Regions from separate parts of the Homo sapiens genome. Here region 2 is linked to region 1. A link is an interaction called in ENCODE POLR2A ChIA-PET data of the cell type or tissue named here. Cell type or tissue: PC-3. All regions are shown on one strand.

Evidence for each region. Peaks named below come from ENCODE experiments on the same cell type or tissue, not always from the same donor. Only the 100,000 strongest peaks of a DNase experiment are listed, where the experiment ranks them.
Region 2: POLR2A ChIA-PET joins it to region 1 with 6 read pairs; 2 of 35 experiments call an interaction of 5 or more read pairs at or near these places.

What each region holds. Positions count from the first base shown.
Region 1 is chr4:101,157,625-101,165,624 of GRCh38, reverse strand. All of the region lies in intron 2 of PPP3CA (protein phosphatase 3 catalytic subunit alpha), which reads left to right. Among named protein-coding and RNA genes, the nearest start is that of MIR8066, 79 kb to the left of the region's middle. In PC-3, no CTCF peak of the experiment used is centred here; a DNase peak (open chromatin) is centred at 4,354; H3K27ac peaks cover 5,419 bases.
Region 2 is chr4:101,675,563-101,683,562 of GRCh38, reverse strand. No RefSeq gene overlaps it. Among named protein-coding and RNA genes, the nearest start is that of BANK1, 110 kb to the left of the region's middle. In PC-3, no CTCF peak of the experiment used is centred here; no DNase peak of the experiment used is centred here.

The DNA of each region.
Region 1 (8,000 bases):
ACAACTACTTAGACATCAAAGCAGTTTCAGATGTTCAAGGGTTTTTCTTTTATTCTTGGGTAAAGCAACAAGGGAAAAGGGTTTAATATAAAAATTGTATAAGTTGAGAATGAGGTCTGATTGGTTAAAAGGTTAGGGGACTGTATGAAGCACATTAAAGGTTAATGTTCAGTTTAAGTTTGTGTCTGTCTGAATCTGTCTTAAAGATTGTACAGGTAAAAAAATAGACATAGCAAATGTTTTACTGTTTGTACAAAGAATAATTAGTCTATATTTAAAAATGGCATTATTTCATTTTTCAATGTTTGGGAAAAAGACTGCCTTTATGGAAGGAGAAATGTGGAATGTCTGTCTTCGTTTGATTATTCTTATTTTTAAACCATGTGCAGTATCCCTTACATCAAAAAGAGATACAAAGAAATGTTTTCTATTATAAGAGTCATCCAACATGAAATAAACTGCTTTTGCTGAGTTTGTTGCTGTTGTTGTTATTGCTGCAGCAGCTGCTGCCGTTTTGTTTAATCGCAGATTCCATAGAGCATAACCTTCTTTCAGGAATCATTTTTTTAGGGATTCCTGTACTGGATAGACTACTGAACAAAATCATCAAAATCTCTCCTCCCCTACCCAGAGTCAGTGCTAATCACTAGATTATAGTAAAATGATGAAAGAAATTTAAAAATTATATATGTATATATGCCTATATACATGTGCAACATTGGCAGCCCTTTATCTCTGGTAGAACCATTTTTTCTTCTAAGTTTTTTGGTGGATTAGGTATATGAACCTAATCCTATTTTAATTATGATAGATGCTATTGGTTTAATTTAATGCCTTTGCAGAGCAAAAGAACATACTGACATTATATTTTCATCTGATCCTCACTGCCCTCTCTCTGCTGTGGGGGATATTTTACTGGTCCATGAAATCCAAGTCTGGGAACCACTGAAGTAAGTGATCTCAATGGTTATTTCATAATCATTCTATGTAAATCTACCCAATTAACAGATTTTGCAACGGCTTTTAATTGTATAGAGCCAGGACCCTAAAAAAAAAAAAAAACTTAAATCCCATTATTTTTAGAAATAGCAAGTTATACAGAACTGATAGGACCTTATAGGGGACAAGAGGGAGAGGAGAAATCAAAACAATTGATTCATTTAGGAACTTCTTATTGACACATATTCAACAAGTATTTGAGGTATTATTATATGCCAAGTACTGTTTTAGGCACTTGGGATATGACAGTAAAGTTTCTACAAAGTTCCTTACTGTCTTAACAGTAGAAGACAAAACATAATAAATCCAATAAAGTATAAATAAGTAAATTATAAAAGATGTTAGAAGGTGATAAGTTCCATACAAATAGAAAATTGTATGGGGTGGGATAAGGGAGTGGCAGGGTGAGGGTGGGTGGAATTGTTAAGTAGAGTGGTCAGAATAGGCCTCATTGAGAAGGAGAGGAGATTTGAGCAGACTTGAAATAGGTGAAGAGGTAGCTAAGGAGACACCCAGAGGAAGGGCTCTTCACAGAGGATCAGTTGATGGCACAGGAATTCAAAGATGCAGTAAGTTATGATTACACCACTGCACTCCAGCCTGGGTGACAGAGCAAGACCTCGTCTCTAAAAACAAATAATAAGTAAATAAAAAATAAAATAAAAATAAAACTGTGTCTTATACCAACTTCCACCTGAGATCATGATAGAAATCTATTTATTCATGATAAATAGCTACTGGCTAAGCCTTTGGCCCTAAACCTCAGTATAGTGCCTGAGGAGCTAGACCAAACCAAATGTAGGACTCTGTTCTGATTCCCTTAAGTGACTTAAAAATAATGTAAAATTGGCTTTACTTATTTCTACCCCTAAATCAACCAGAAACTTTAAACCATGGTGTACCTATCATATATGCCAGAGCAAAATATGTATCCTAACACCTACTGCTGTGCTTCCATAACCCAGCCCAGGGCTTACGCAAGTGTGAAGAGTAGAAAGAGAAGAGAGGGAAGCAGAATAAAAATAAGGATGAACACACCTTGTCCAGATGGTTATTTAAGCCTGGAAGAAAGGGTGGGAATAAGAAAGGATGAGAGAATATTCTCTTGTCCTCATTAAAGCCTACATCAAGCAATTACAGAGACCACACTGTCTATGCTACATGCTTTTGTGATCTCTTTAAAAATACCACAACTTTGACTTGTGGGCCAATGCATATCCTGAATTGATAGATTCAGATCATTAGTTTTTCTTGAGAGAAGGGACCTCAGGGCGAACAACAACAAAAGCCCCAGATATTTCACACTGAAAAGAGTTTTAAAACAATGAATTAAGTATCTTCAAAATTTTTAGAAAAAGCAGAGGAATATATCAGTTCAGGTTTCTTGTTGCTGTTGTTCCCTCTACTGCAAACTGTGAACTGGAGTCCAGGAAACTGCCATGCACAAATGCAGGAAATGCCTGCCAAAGCTGTAACTACTCCATAGCCCCTAAACTGGTGACTAGAATTGGAATATGGAATTGCCAGTTATTAAAAAGTTTTTACCAAAACCTGTAGTCAGTAGCCATGTCAAGTGCTGGGGATGGATGACTTTTACCTTCCTTTGCTTTCAGCTAATCACATGATGTGAGTACATCTCCTTGGCTGAACCTAAGCCTTATCCAGAACCCTAATGGCAAGGGAGTCTGGGAAACATAGTGCTTCAGCTTCCAGCTCCTATAGCTCAGAGAGAGTATAGAAGAGTGTGGTAATAAATGCTGACTGACAATTAAGGTTTCTCAAAGGCATGGCCATTTTCTAAATGAAGAAGTGAAATTAAATCAAAATTCTCATAGGGAAAGGATGAGTCAAATTTGCTGGTGAAAACTTTTAAACCCAGGGCAAGATACTTTAAACTGTATGTAATTAGCGTGCATGCATATGTGTTTGGGGACTCCATTTCTTTGAGTGGATCAACTAAGAAATTCATTGTCAAATGTTGCACAGGGGGTCACGTTTATATTCCACAAAGTGTCAAAGATGCAGAAATCAGTTCTATACCTGATACATTTCCCTTTATTTATTTATTTATTTATTTATTTATTTATTTATTTATTTTGATGGAGTCTTGCTCTGTCGCCCAGGCTGAAGTGCAGTGGCGTGATCACGGCTCACTGCAACATCTGCTTCCCAGGTTCAAGCAATTCTCTGCCTCAGCCTCCTGAATAGCTGGGATTACCAGCACCCGCCACCACACCCAGCTAATTTTTGTATTTTTAGTAGAGATGGGGTTTCACCATCTTGGCCAGGCTGGTCTTGAGCTCCTGACCTCGTGATCCACCCGCCTCAGCCTCCCAAAGTGCTGGGATTACAGGTGTGAGCCACCATTCCTGGCCTTTTTTTGTTTTGGCCAGAGTCTTGCTCTGTCTCCCAGGCTGGAGTGCAGTGGCGCCATCTTGGCTCACCACAACCTCCCCCTCCTAGGTTCAAGTGGTTCTCCTCCCTCAGCCTCCCCAGTATCTGGGATTACAGGCACATGCCACCATGCCCGGCTAATTTTTGTATTTTTAGTAGAGATGGGATTTCGCCATGTTGGCCAGGCCGGTTTCGAACTCCTGACCTCAGGTGATCCGCCAGCCTCGGCCTCACAGAGTTCTGGGATTACAGGTGTGAGTCACCGCGCCCGGCCTATTTCACTTTTTTTAACCTCGATGTGGACTATCAAGGTAAAATTTTTCTATAGAATGTATATATAGCCAAGTCAAATGTCTGCCTGTGACAAAATGATCACTTTGCCTGCTTTTAGGCAACTCCTATTATGGTATGCTAGTGTAGACACTGGCCTTCCCTGTTCTTTTGGAAACAAATGACTTTTCTCTTACACATCAACTCCATCTGTTCTTTTTCCTGTATTCTTCTGAAATTTGCAACTTTACTTGAATTTGTTCAGAATTGTTTACCAAGTATTGTAAAGCTCTCACCTGTATGTGTTAAAAAGAGATTTTAGAATTGTGTAAAATCCTAATTGCCAACCGAGCATTTTTTTATGTCTGTATTTAAATGATTCTTAGGACTGCCAGTCTTCTAGAGCTAATGAATCCTTTCCCATTTGGCAGCAGACAGCTTACTGCCAACTTCCTCCCATCTGATAAATGTTCCCATAACAACACTAAGGCAGTCTGCTTAGTTTCATTAAATACCAAAATTATAGCCTGAGAAAAATGTATAATGTATTATACCATATTACAGCACCTTATGAAATAATTCATGAGTGATTGAATTCATTGTGATAGGGAGAGGCTTGTTCAAATACTCAATAAAAATGTTATAGTCACACTTTGCTTAACAACAGGGAAACATCCTGAGAAATGCGTCATTTGCCGATTTTGTTGTGGGAACATCATAGGGTGTATTTACACAAACCTAGATGATATAGCTGATACAGGGTCTATTTATATAAACCTAGAGAATGTGATGTAGCCTATTGCTTCTCGGCTACAAACCTGTACCACGTTACTGTACTGAATATTGTAGGTAATTGTAACACAAAGGTAAGTATTTGTGTATATAACATATCTAAACATAGAAAAGACACAGTAAAAATATGATGTTATAATCTTATGGGCCTACCATCATGTAGGCAGCATGTCCTTGGCCAAAACCTTGTTATGCAGTACGTGACTGTATTTCTTTGTAGAAGGAAGAAAAAGAAACCCTTGAAATCTGAGTCATTATTTTGAACTTCAACAAGGATTCAGATTTTGTCTTGATATTAGCAGATCTAATATCCCAAGTCCATTTTCTCTACATTCCTAAAACCTAGCCCCTTATTACCAATTTGGATACCTTCACTCACATACATATTCTAAAGAACATCTTCATTTGTCTGATTAAAAAAATATTTTTAAAGAATAGTTATACTCTTGATATATAAAAAGAAGAAATAGCTATTGATTCATGAAAATCACTATCTTTTAGAGTAGTGTAAGGGTGTTTGCTACTTGAGAGGGTGGATATGCTTATTCTAAGCAACTCCAGTAACACCTTGACTTCATAGAAATGAAAGAAAGGATTATTAATAATTTTGCAAGACTTGTTTTGCTTCTCGAGTATTCACATAGCTATCCCATAGAGCACACTCTGTGCATTTACCATGATCGGACTCCCACACATTTTATTAATGCATAAATTTGAAATTATTGTTTTTGACCAAGTTGATGAATATTAAAGTTTGAGGAAACTAAAGAAATCACGTTGGTCATTTTCCTGCTTCTTCAGATGAAAAAATGGGGGCAAAAAGGATAAGTTATTTCCCTAAAGTGAGCCAAACTGTGTTGGTAAGGACTAGAATGACTTATATCAGTGGTCGTTGTCAATGGATTTTCCATGGGGAAGTAAATGTACGTACTTGAGAATTTTGTTAGCGACTTCATCATTGCAGTCACTGTAAAGGTTTGTACTTAGCACACTTCTAAATTGTATGGCACATGCAGTTCAAGATAGAAGTGTGGAATGTAGCAGGCGTGCACCAACCATACTTTTATATTTTACTTTCTATTTCACATTTTTCTTCTCTACTTTCCCAAGGTAGTTGTCACCTTATCCTAGCTTGATTATTATAATGATGCATACATGAATATTTTTTCTATTGGGCTATTTTCAGTAAGAATCAGACAGAATATTTTATAGATAGTTCACGTTTTTGTAACTTTAAGAATAATACTGAATACTGCTTCCAGCAATGGCCCCATTTCTGTGTACAGATGGTTTTGATGTATGTATTTCAGGTATCTGAAGCAAGCAGAAAAAGGCAGCGCTGGTTGATACCTATTTTAGAATCAGCCCTACATCCATAAATGTATATTTTTGAAAGATTTATTTCTGGTATTTTGCAATCCTGTTATAAGACTATATTCTGTGAATTTTTAAAGTAGTGACAATATAGCACATAGGATGGGAATAATTTTAAGACTAGGGGCATTATGAGGATTTCTGAATCAGTTTTACTTAATAAAAATACAGCTGTTCATTTAGATCATTATTAACCATTAATAAAGCTGTCTTTCTTTTGACACCAGAAAGAAGGCCAGTCTAGTTCACTCAAGTGACAAAACTTCTGGTAAAAAATCTGTCACAGTCTAAACCTGTTTCTTTTGGGTGGAAGTGTTGGGTTACTGTAAAATCCCTGGTCTCTTCCCCTTAGATAATGTAAACCCAGATTAAATCAGAGGCTGGCACTGTTCTTATCCTGGGGTAGGGAATGAGGGGCTGGGGAGGTGGGTCAGTGGGCAGGTATGGGGTAAGGAGATAAGAGATAGAGGGAAAAAACTGGTGAGTACCTAGTTAGAGCAGCGTGGCCTGCAGGAATAGCACTGGCCTCTGAATCACTGTTTTTTTAGAATCTACTTCTTTTCCAGTTCCAACTTTCTACCACCTAACGAGCTCTTCTTGGGCCCTGCGGCCAGACTGCCAGGATTGGTTCACATCTTGGCTGACTGTATAACTTGCTACCTTAAGAATTTTGGCCACTTACCTAAAACTCGCTGAGCCTCAGTTTCCTCGTCTGCATAATGGAGGTAATAATAGTACCTTTCTTAGGGAACTGTGAGGATTAAATTAGCCAAACCCCCAGAGGAAGCTAAGTCAACTACTATTATCTTGGTTTAAGTTTCTTAATAATTTTTGAGCCTTAGTTATCTTCATTCATAAAATGGAGTATCGTCACTACTGTGAAGATTAAATAAAATGGATGATATTGGTTAAAAGTACTTAATAAATGTTACTGAGATATGAATTAACTTTTAGCTGATTAAAATGCTTTAACTATTATTTGCCATTGCATCAAATATTTGAATAACAAAGCTTTTACTATGTTTGGTAAACTGCAACTTATTCATAGGATTCACTAATTTGGGTATTGAATAACCAGATACCAAACAACAATTGACTGACTCATTCAGATATTATTTATGGGCACCAGTGATAGGCAATCACAGTAGAGGCCACAGTTGAGGTCACTGAGGCCCCAAAAACCTAGACCTGCCGTGTGGCACCTAGTTTTAACTACTCTCATGATTTCTCATCTGACATTTAATTATAATATGATACCGAGGCCCAAAGTCCTAAACGTGGAAACTGAAAGGAGAGCCCCCTTAACTCATCTTCATTTGAACCTCAACAACAAAAAATTAAAAAGGAAAAACAGTTGCTCCCTTCTTAAGTACTGCCTTTTAAAATGTTCTTGTTGCACACTGCTTCAACTTTTCTCTGCCCACCAGGCTTCCATTTGTGATCTGTCTGAAATAACTATTTTTGCATAACACATTCTTTCTTCGCTGCTGATCTTCCCTGGAGCTGCTGCTGCTTCCCGTGGGGAATACAGATGAGGCTGGTGATGCACCAGGAGCAGGCCAGGGGACTCTGAGATGATGACTCTTTGTCATTGTGAATAATTCTCTCTGAATTCTCGGGTTTCTGGTGGGTTTTTCTTCTTTCTTTTCATCTTCTTGGTATAAATCTAGTTTTAATTATTTCACAGAATATTTGTCTTTCTGAAAGCTTCTCGTGCAAAACAAAGACAAAACATTAACATAGTAAAGTTATTTTATCAGTAGCCTTTCTCTGTGTTAATTAGGATGTATATCAATATGACATCATTATTTTCATTATTTAAATGTACTAAAGTTTAAATACTTGTAGCTTTTAGACATGAATTAAAAATAGAACTATTTTGAAACTGGTCATGAAGACTGAGAGGTTTTTTTTTTTTTTTTTTTTTTTGCCTCCTAAGGAACCGTTTAGGATGATTCATAAAGCATTTTCTGAAATAAAAGGCAGAACCGTACAATTCTGATTTTAAAAAATCAGGGAATTAGAGTACCTCAGTCTTGCAGCTTTAAAAGAGCAGAAGAAAAAAAGCATTGAACAAACTTTACATTCTCTTGATGGGTTTCAAAGAACATCAAAATTATCTAAGTCAATTCTCTTCTGCCAGACAGGAGTTCACTTGCATCATCAGCCTT
Region 2 (8,000 bases), 520 kb before region 1:
GAAGGAAATCCAAAATACATCTAAAACTATTGGTAAATAGGGAGTTACTCTGTTTAAATACCTGCTTTATAGAATGATTTATTCTTTACTACATAAAAATTAAATACTCAAGCTCAAAATTAAATTTTCAAGTGTTCCTTTCAAGTTAAATATGCCACTATATATCTGAAAAACATTGTCAGTATAATAGACCTAAAATTGGTGTACAAAGTATTTTTAAAACGATATTTTAGTCTATATCAAAACTATATATCTAGCAGAAAATGAAGAAAATTAATTCTCAAAGGCCAAAAATGAAGTAGCATTATGAATCTGAGAGGAAAGCGGGCTTTAAACCCAGCAGCAGCTGCCATATGGCATCTGCCAATCTCCAGCAACACAGAATTGTAATTTCAAAAGCCACATGAGAGACAAAAGAAAAGATATTTGGAGTGTTCTATTGGGCACTCAGCCATAAGTCTAGAAGCCCTAATGTGCTACATCCTCTGTGAAAAGATAAACTAGAATAAAACTGCCTCAGGAGAGAATTCAGCAGAGAATCTTGTCTACGGTAATTTCAGCTCTGGGTATGTGAGGTGGAAAGATGGAGTAGTTGAGGAACTCTCTGAAACTTTATGAATATCAGTCAATCGTTATATAGTAATTGTAGGTCTGAAATTACAGTATCTACATGACCCCAAAAAACACCAAGGAAAGAAATTAAGGTGGCCCAAATGTGAAAGGAATCTGCGTTGCTGGCAGAGGTTAGAAGCAAATCATCTCTGCAGGAATATACACTCTATCAAAGTCTCGAAAATCCTCACAAAGCAAGTTCCAGTAACCATAGGTTTGCAATGAGATGTTTTCTTTAAGATGTAAGATGACAAGAGTACATGAGCAAGGATACTAGATTAAGTAAATAGAGGTAGATCCATAAATATTTCAGATTTTCCAAAACGTTAAATTTTGAAAGCAAAATTAGCATGCTTATCATGTCTAACAAAATAATAAGGCAATAAAAATGTAATAAGAAATGAGCACGAAAAGTTTGAAAAGGAACAAATAGAAATTATAGAAATAAAAAATATATGTGAAACTTAAAATTCACTAGATGGAGAGAACTCCAGGCTTCCAGGCTCCCGTCCACCATGCAGAAGCTTGGAAGTTGTCACTCCTCTGAACAACAAGTAAAAAGCTGAAGAAACTGAAAAATAAACTCTTCTTAGGTCCATGAGAGAAGTCATATATCACAGGGCAAGACACTACCCCAATTGGAAGGGCAGACAAGTGAATACAGAGAACCATAATTTGCAGAAGCAGAACACACTCCTCCACCCCACCACGAGCCATCATATCAACCCTCCAGCAGAAATACCCTTTGGAGCCAATGCCAGTGTAGGGATGCATGAACTGTAATCAATTGCTAGAGGTTCAATGTGGACAAGACTGAGAGATAAAAGTCATTGGATATCCCCACACTTTTGTGAGTTTTACCTCCAGGAACTCAACTAGGCTGTCGTAGTGACTAGTGAAGAAAAGTCCTCTCATGCATCTATCAGGAGGAAAGAAATGGAAACAACTTTGAAATACACCAGAAAATTCTATCCTTCATAACAAGGCCTGACTTAGCGACAAACTATTTACCAAGCTTAAACTACTGGGGTTTTATTAGAGCCTAACAAACCTGGAGGAAGGGAAATACCCAGGTTTTCTTTTTTAAAGAAAACTTTTTTTTTTTTTTTTGAGACAGTCTCACTCTGTCACACAGGCTGGAGTACGGTGGCACGATCTCAGCTCGCTGCAACCTCCACCTCCCAGGTTCAAGCAATTCTTGTGCCTCAGCTTTCTGAGTAGCTGGGACTACAGGCATGCACCACCACACCCAGCTAGTTTTTGGTATTTTTAGTAGAGACAGGGTTTTGCTATGTTGGCCAGGCTGGTCTCGAACTCCTGGCCTCAGGTGATCTGCCCACCTCAGCCTCCCAAAGTGCTGTGATTAGAGGCATAAGCCACTGCGCACGACCGACAAAACAAAACATTCTTGCCATACAATTCAGCAATTGTACTCCTTGGCATTTACCTGAACAAATTGAAAACCTTGACCATACGAAACCCAGCACACAAGTGTTTATAGAAGCTTTATTCATTCTTGCCAAAACTTGGAAGCAACCAAGATGTCTTTCAGTAGGAGAATGGATAAATAAACTTTGGACGGCAAGACAATGGAATATTGTTCAGCATGCAAAAGACATGAGCTATCAAGCCATGAAAAGACATAGAACATTAAATGCATATTACTAAGTGAAACAAGCCAATCTGAAAGGCTGCATACTGTTAGATTATATTTCTTATTACTATATGACATTCTGGAAAAGGTGAAACTATGGAGGCAGTAAAAAGATCAGTGGCTTCCAGGGATCAATAGGCAGGGCACAGAGATTTTTTTTTAATAGACTTTATTTTAGAATAATTTTAGGTTCACAGCAAAAGTAAGAGGAAGGTACAGAGATTTTCCATATACTCCCTACCCCTAAGCATGCCTAGTCTTCCCCATTATCAATATTCCCACCAGAGGCACAGAGAATTTTTAGGGCAGAGAAACTCTTTTGTTATGATACTATAATGGTGGATATATATCATGACATGTCTGTAAAAATCCATAGAATGCACACCAAGAATGAATGCCAAAGGAACTATGAACCTTCAATGATAATTATGTTTCAATGTAGTTTCATCTAACATAACAAAGGTACTACTCTGGTGGGGGATATTGACAATGGGGGAAGCTGTGCATATGTAGGCATAGAGAGTATATGGGAAATCTCTGTACCTTGTGCTCAAGTTTGTTGTGAACCTAAAACTGCTCTAAAAAATAAGGTCTATTTAAAAAAACGCCACTGGATGGGATAATTTATTGAAATGAATAATTGGTATTTTCCTTGAATATGTGTATTACTTCAATAAAATCTTAAATATCTGATTAAACATATCTGAAAAATAATAAGGAAACATGAAATTCAATTTCGAAAATAACCCAGAATTTAAAACAGCAACAATAGTAATCATGGAAGAGAGATTAAGTGATGCAGGAAAAGTATATAAAATGATGTAACAAACCTCTGCCTGGGGATCTGGAAAGTGATAATGCAGAAAATTGAAAAATGGTAACATTTGAGAAGATATTAGTAATTTTCCATAACTGATTAAAGAATAAGTGTTTAAATTTAGAGGACAGAAAATTCCTAGCAAGATATATATATTTTTAACAATCTTCACCTAGACATAACATAGCATGGATTCCAAAACACAAATAACAAGCTAAGGGTTTTATTTTTTAATTTAATTTAAATTTCTATTTTTATAGAGATGAGGTATTACTATGTTTCCCAGGCTGGTCTCGAACTCCTGAACTCAAGTGATTCTCATGGCTCGGACTCCCAAAGTGCTAGGATTACAGGCTTGAGCCACCGCACCCAGCCAGTAAATGGTTTTATAAGCAGCCAGAAGGAAAAGACAGATTACCTACAACAAATCAAAATTTGAATGACAGCTGATTTCTTAACTGCATGAAAACTAGGAAACAATGCAAACATTTCTTTAAAGTATTGGGAAAAAAATAACTGTCAACCTAAAATCATATATACAACAAAAGATATTTGTAAACAATAAGAAAAACAATATAAACCTGAGTGTTTACCACCAAAAGTGATTTAATATAATTTATAAGAAATATACTTTATGAAGAAGGAATATGATCCCAGGACATAGGTTTGTAATGCAAGAAGATATGGTGAATTTAAAAAAATATGGATATTGTTAAATCTAAAGCAACATATAAAAATAGTAAGGTCGGGGGTTCAAGACCAGCCTGACCAACATGAAGAATCCCCACCTCTACTAAAAATACAAAATTAGCCAGGCATGGTGGCACATGCCTGTAATCCCAGCTACTCGGGAGGCTGAGGCAGGAGAACTGCTTGAACTTGGGAGGCGGAGTTTGCAGTGAGCCGAGATTGCACCACTGCTCTCCAGCCTGGGCAACAAGAGTGAAATTCTGTCTCAAAAAAAAAAAAAAAAAAAAAAAAGAAAAGTAATAACAAAAAACTTATGGGTATTAAAAAATAGAACTGAATTAAAAACCTATAGCTTAGAAGTCTAGATAGGTTATTTGTACCTAAAGCACTCTAGAAAAAAAGGGCAAATACATTTATTAAATTTAGGTTCACAGAGTTATCTATGAAACATTATAATTTCTAGCATAACCCATAAAAATATTTAAGATACTGTATAACTTTCAAACAAATAGAAGGAAAAAATGTAATGATAGGAGGGCAATATTAATGCAAAATAATCTTTGCGAGAAAAAATAAAGCAGGCAAGAAAAACAGAAAGCATAAAATAAGATGATAGAAATAAGTCCAAACATATCAGAGAACACAATGAAATGTGAATATTTTGAGTAAGGATTTAAGATTCTCAGATATTTTACATCAACTGTAAGAATCACCTAAGTGATATTTATAGCACATACATGTAAAACAGGTCCCGGGGGAAATTAATGAAATAGCAAATATAAAATACATGAAATAAAATAAATTACAACATCAAATAAGTCAAAAGTTGTTTTTTTAGAGAAAAAATATTAAAGTTGTTAAACAGCCAAACAAAATTTGGTGAGTAAATTGAAGATATAATCGCAAATGCAGCAGAGATTTTTTTAAAAATCAGTTTAAGTCAATTGATTTGAAAGTTAATATAATATGAACAGATGCCTAGAAAAATAGGATTTAATAAAAAAAGTGAAAAATAAATAGAAAACCTGAATAATACTATAAACTTTAAAGATATTTCATCAATATTTTAAAATATTTCCATAAAGGAAACAGCAGGCCCAAATGTCTTTTCAAATATATTCTGCCACACATTCAAGGAAGAAATAATTCCAGTTTTACACCAATTATTCTCAGAACTAGAAAGAGAAGGGAAATAGTTCACTTATTTGGTTAGGCTAACATAACTCTGATTCAAAAACTAGAGGACAGTAAAAGAAAAAAATTATAAACCAATATTGTAAACATATGAGCAAAACAGACTGTTAAAAGAAAAACTTCAGCTGAATAAAATTTAGAAGAGTTTAATTGAGCAAAGAATGATTCACAAATTGGGCAGCCTCCGGACACAGAGTAGACTCAGAGACTCCAGCACAGCCACGTGGTGGAAGATTTATGGACAGAAAACGGAAGTGACATACAGAAACAGCTGGATTGGTTATAGCTCAGGGTTTATTTGAACATGGTTCAAACAGTTGGCCACATTGGATTGGCCAAAACTTAGTGATTGGCATGAGTAGACTAGAGTCTGTTTACACTTCCATTTAGGCTATAGTTCACTATGTACAGGAAAATCTTTAGGCTCAACTTAAAATATGTAAGAGGCAGCTTCAGGTTAAACTTGAATTAACAATTCCCCCCTTATGGTCATCCTCTCAAAATTGACTCAAGTCACTGATGTCATTATTGCCATCATAAAAGTACTTATTCAGTCTTGACACCCACTGGGAAACAGAAGAACAGTGGGTTTTTGCAAGCTGGGTGTGCTTCAGCTTATTTTTTTAAGGGTTACAGTAGAGAGTACCTCCTTATGCTGGAACGTCCTGTTTACAAGAGAAAAAACAAAACCTGGTTTGTTCTAGGATCTAGGAGTTTCCTTAAAGTCTTACTTTGATTATGTCATATTTAGCACAAGTGACTCCATTTTGGTTTGGTCTGGTCTTTTTGGACCTAGTGCATAAGCTCAGTCCAAAACAATGGCCTCCCATAATTTTGTTTAAAAATTTCCCCCTTTTTGTCAGGTTCTCATTTAGGTGAGAGTGTGACCAAAACTTAGGGTCTTAGCACCACCCTCAGTCACCATCATTTTTGGTTTCCAGTCATTCATAGGTTATGGTGCCCTCATGGTCACACATTCTTTCAGCTCTTGTCTTTCCAATTGAAGAGAGACCATTGGACATTCTAGAGACGGCTGCATACAAACATTTAAAAACTTTGAAAGAATACAGCGCACCAAGGAGACTACTATTATTACTGTTAGTTACTGTTACTATTATTACTGTTATTATTACTATTAGTACTATATACTACTATCATTGGGGAGGATAATATCACGAGTTTGGAGTATGTGTCTTACCCAGGGTCCCCATAAACCAAACCATCTAAAATCAAATGGATCAAAGAATGAGCTAAAAAGTCTACTCACTTAACAGTCTCTGCATTAATATCTTACAATTGAATCCCTATAATATATTGGATGTGATGTATTTTTCCATAGGCCACAAGGGCCAGCAGCTGAACGGATACTTCTGTGTTTAGCCAGTAAGTAATCTAGAGAAATTCTATTACTTAGCATAACTTTCACAAGAGAATTTAAAGTATCTTGCGTATCCATAGCCCTTACAGTAGAATCTGCTATGGAGCCTATCATGAGGGATACATTTCTAATCGTTGCCTCTTTTTCTCCAAATAATGGAAAAAATGACCTAATAAATGATGCCCTTCTAGAAGAGAACATTGCCTGGAGGCAATGTGCTCTTTAACCCATGACATAGGTTAAAAGGAGTGAGACAGCCAGGCGCGGTGGCTCATGCCTGTAATCCCAGCACTTTGGGAGGCCGAGGCGGGTAGATCACCTGAGGTCAGGAGTTCGAGACCAGCCTGGCCAACATGGTGAAACCCCGTCTCTACTAAAAATACAAAAATTAGCTGGGTGTAGTGGCAGGTGGCTGTAATCCCAGCTACTCAGGAGGCTGAGGCAGGAGAATCGCTTGAACCCAGGAGGCAGAGGTTACACTGAGCCGAGATCGTGCCATTGCACTCCAGCCTGGGTGAGAAGAATGAGACTTCGTCTCAAAAAAAAAAAAAAAAAATGAGGAGTGAGCCAATGCTCTGTTTTTGACTGCCTATGAGGCAACATAGGCACCATTAAAATTTCTCATCTACATTGGGCCTTCACCTTCCATCTATCGAGTTATAAGGTTATCCATGTATAAGGCTGGCTGAAAAATCCTTCACAAATAAAACTACACCCCATGAGTGCACACAACAGACCCCCTTTCCACTTTTATTGTTCATAGAGGCATAACCAAGGGAAAAAATCAAAGATAAGTGTCTCATGGTGGTAGAGAAGTCTTGATCTGTAGTCTTGGGAAAAAGCTGTTCACATCAAGGATGCCATCTTTTTCTGAAAAGAAACTCCTCTGGTTAGCTTTAGCTTAAGAGTGCCAATGGGTGTACAGTTCCAAGAATGCGGAAGGGCCCTTGTCAGTTGCGAGATTATGAACCCAAGGTTCAAGGTCCCAAAGTTTTACTGTGGTGTGGACGGCAAGGGCAGTCTTTCTCTGATGTTCTCAGAAGATCCAATCTTCGTGTTCTAGACTGTGAAGGGGTTGATTGATTATATTCAGTCAGTGAACCATAAAAAGCTTTCTTTACCTGGTGAAATACACTGTGGCATAATAATCTGTTATAACATCGGCTCTCTTGCATGGGAAAGCTTTTATACAACCAGAACATATGCTTTGAAAATGACAATTGAATGAAATCCCTCTATAAATGTTTAAGTGGCCCATCAGGTAGCAGAATCTACTTGAAGCTTTGATTGTCTTCCCAGGAATATGGGTTTGACAAACCAAACATTGGTCATAAACTATTTTAGCAATTTAGAAGCCATCACACCAATATGTATTTAATTTGGATTATTTTATCTCTTCCATGATGAGTCATGGAATGCAGAACTTTTAATAACAGAAGCTTTAAGTACTCAGGAAGGATGAGGCAGCTGTCCAGGTTCTCTATGAGTCCATCATTAACACTGGATTTGTGTCCTCTTGCAGAGAATACCAGTTGTCTCTCCAATTTAGGTGCATAGCACTGAAACCGATGGGTTATCATAGGTAATTTGCCTTAGATCATGGAGGTCTTTCAACTTGTATATATAAACCATTTCAGTACTGGCTGATTTAGCAT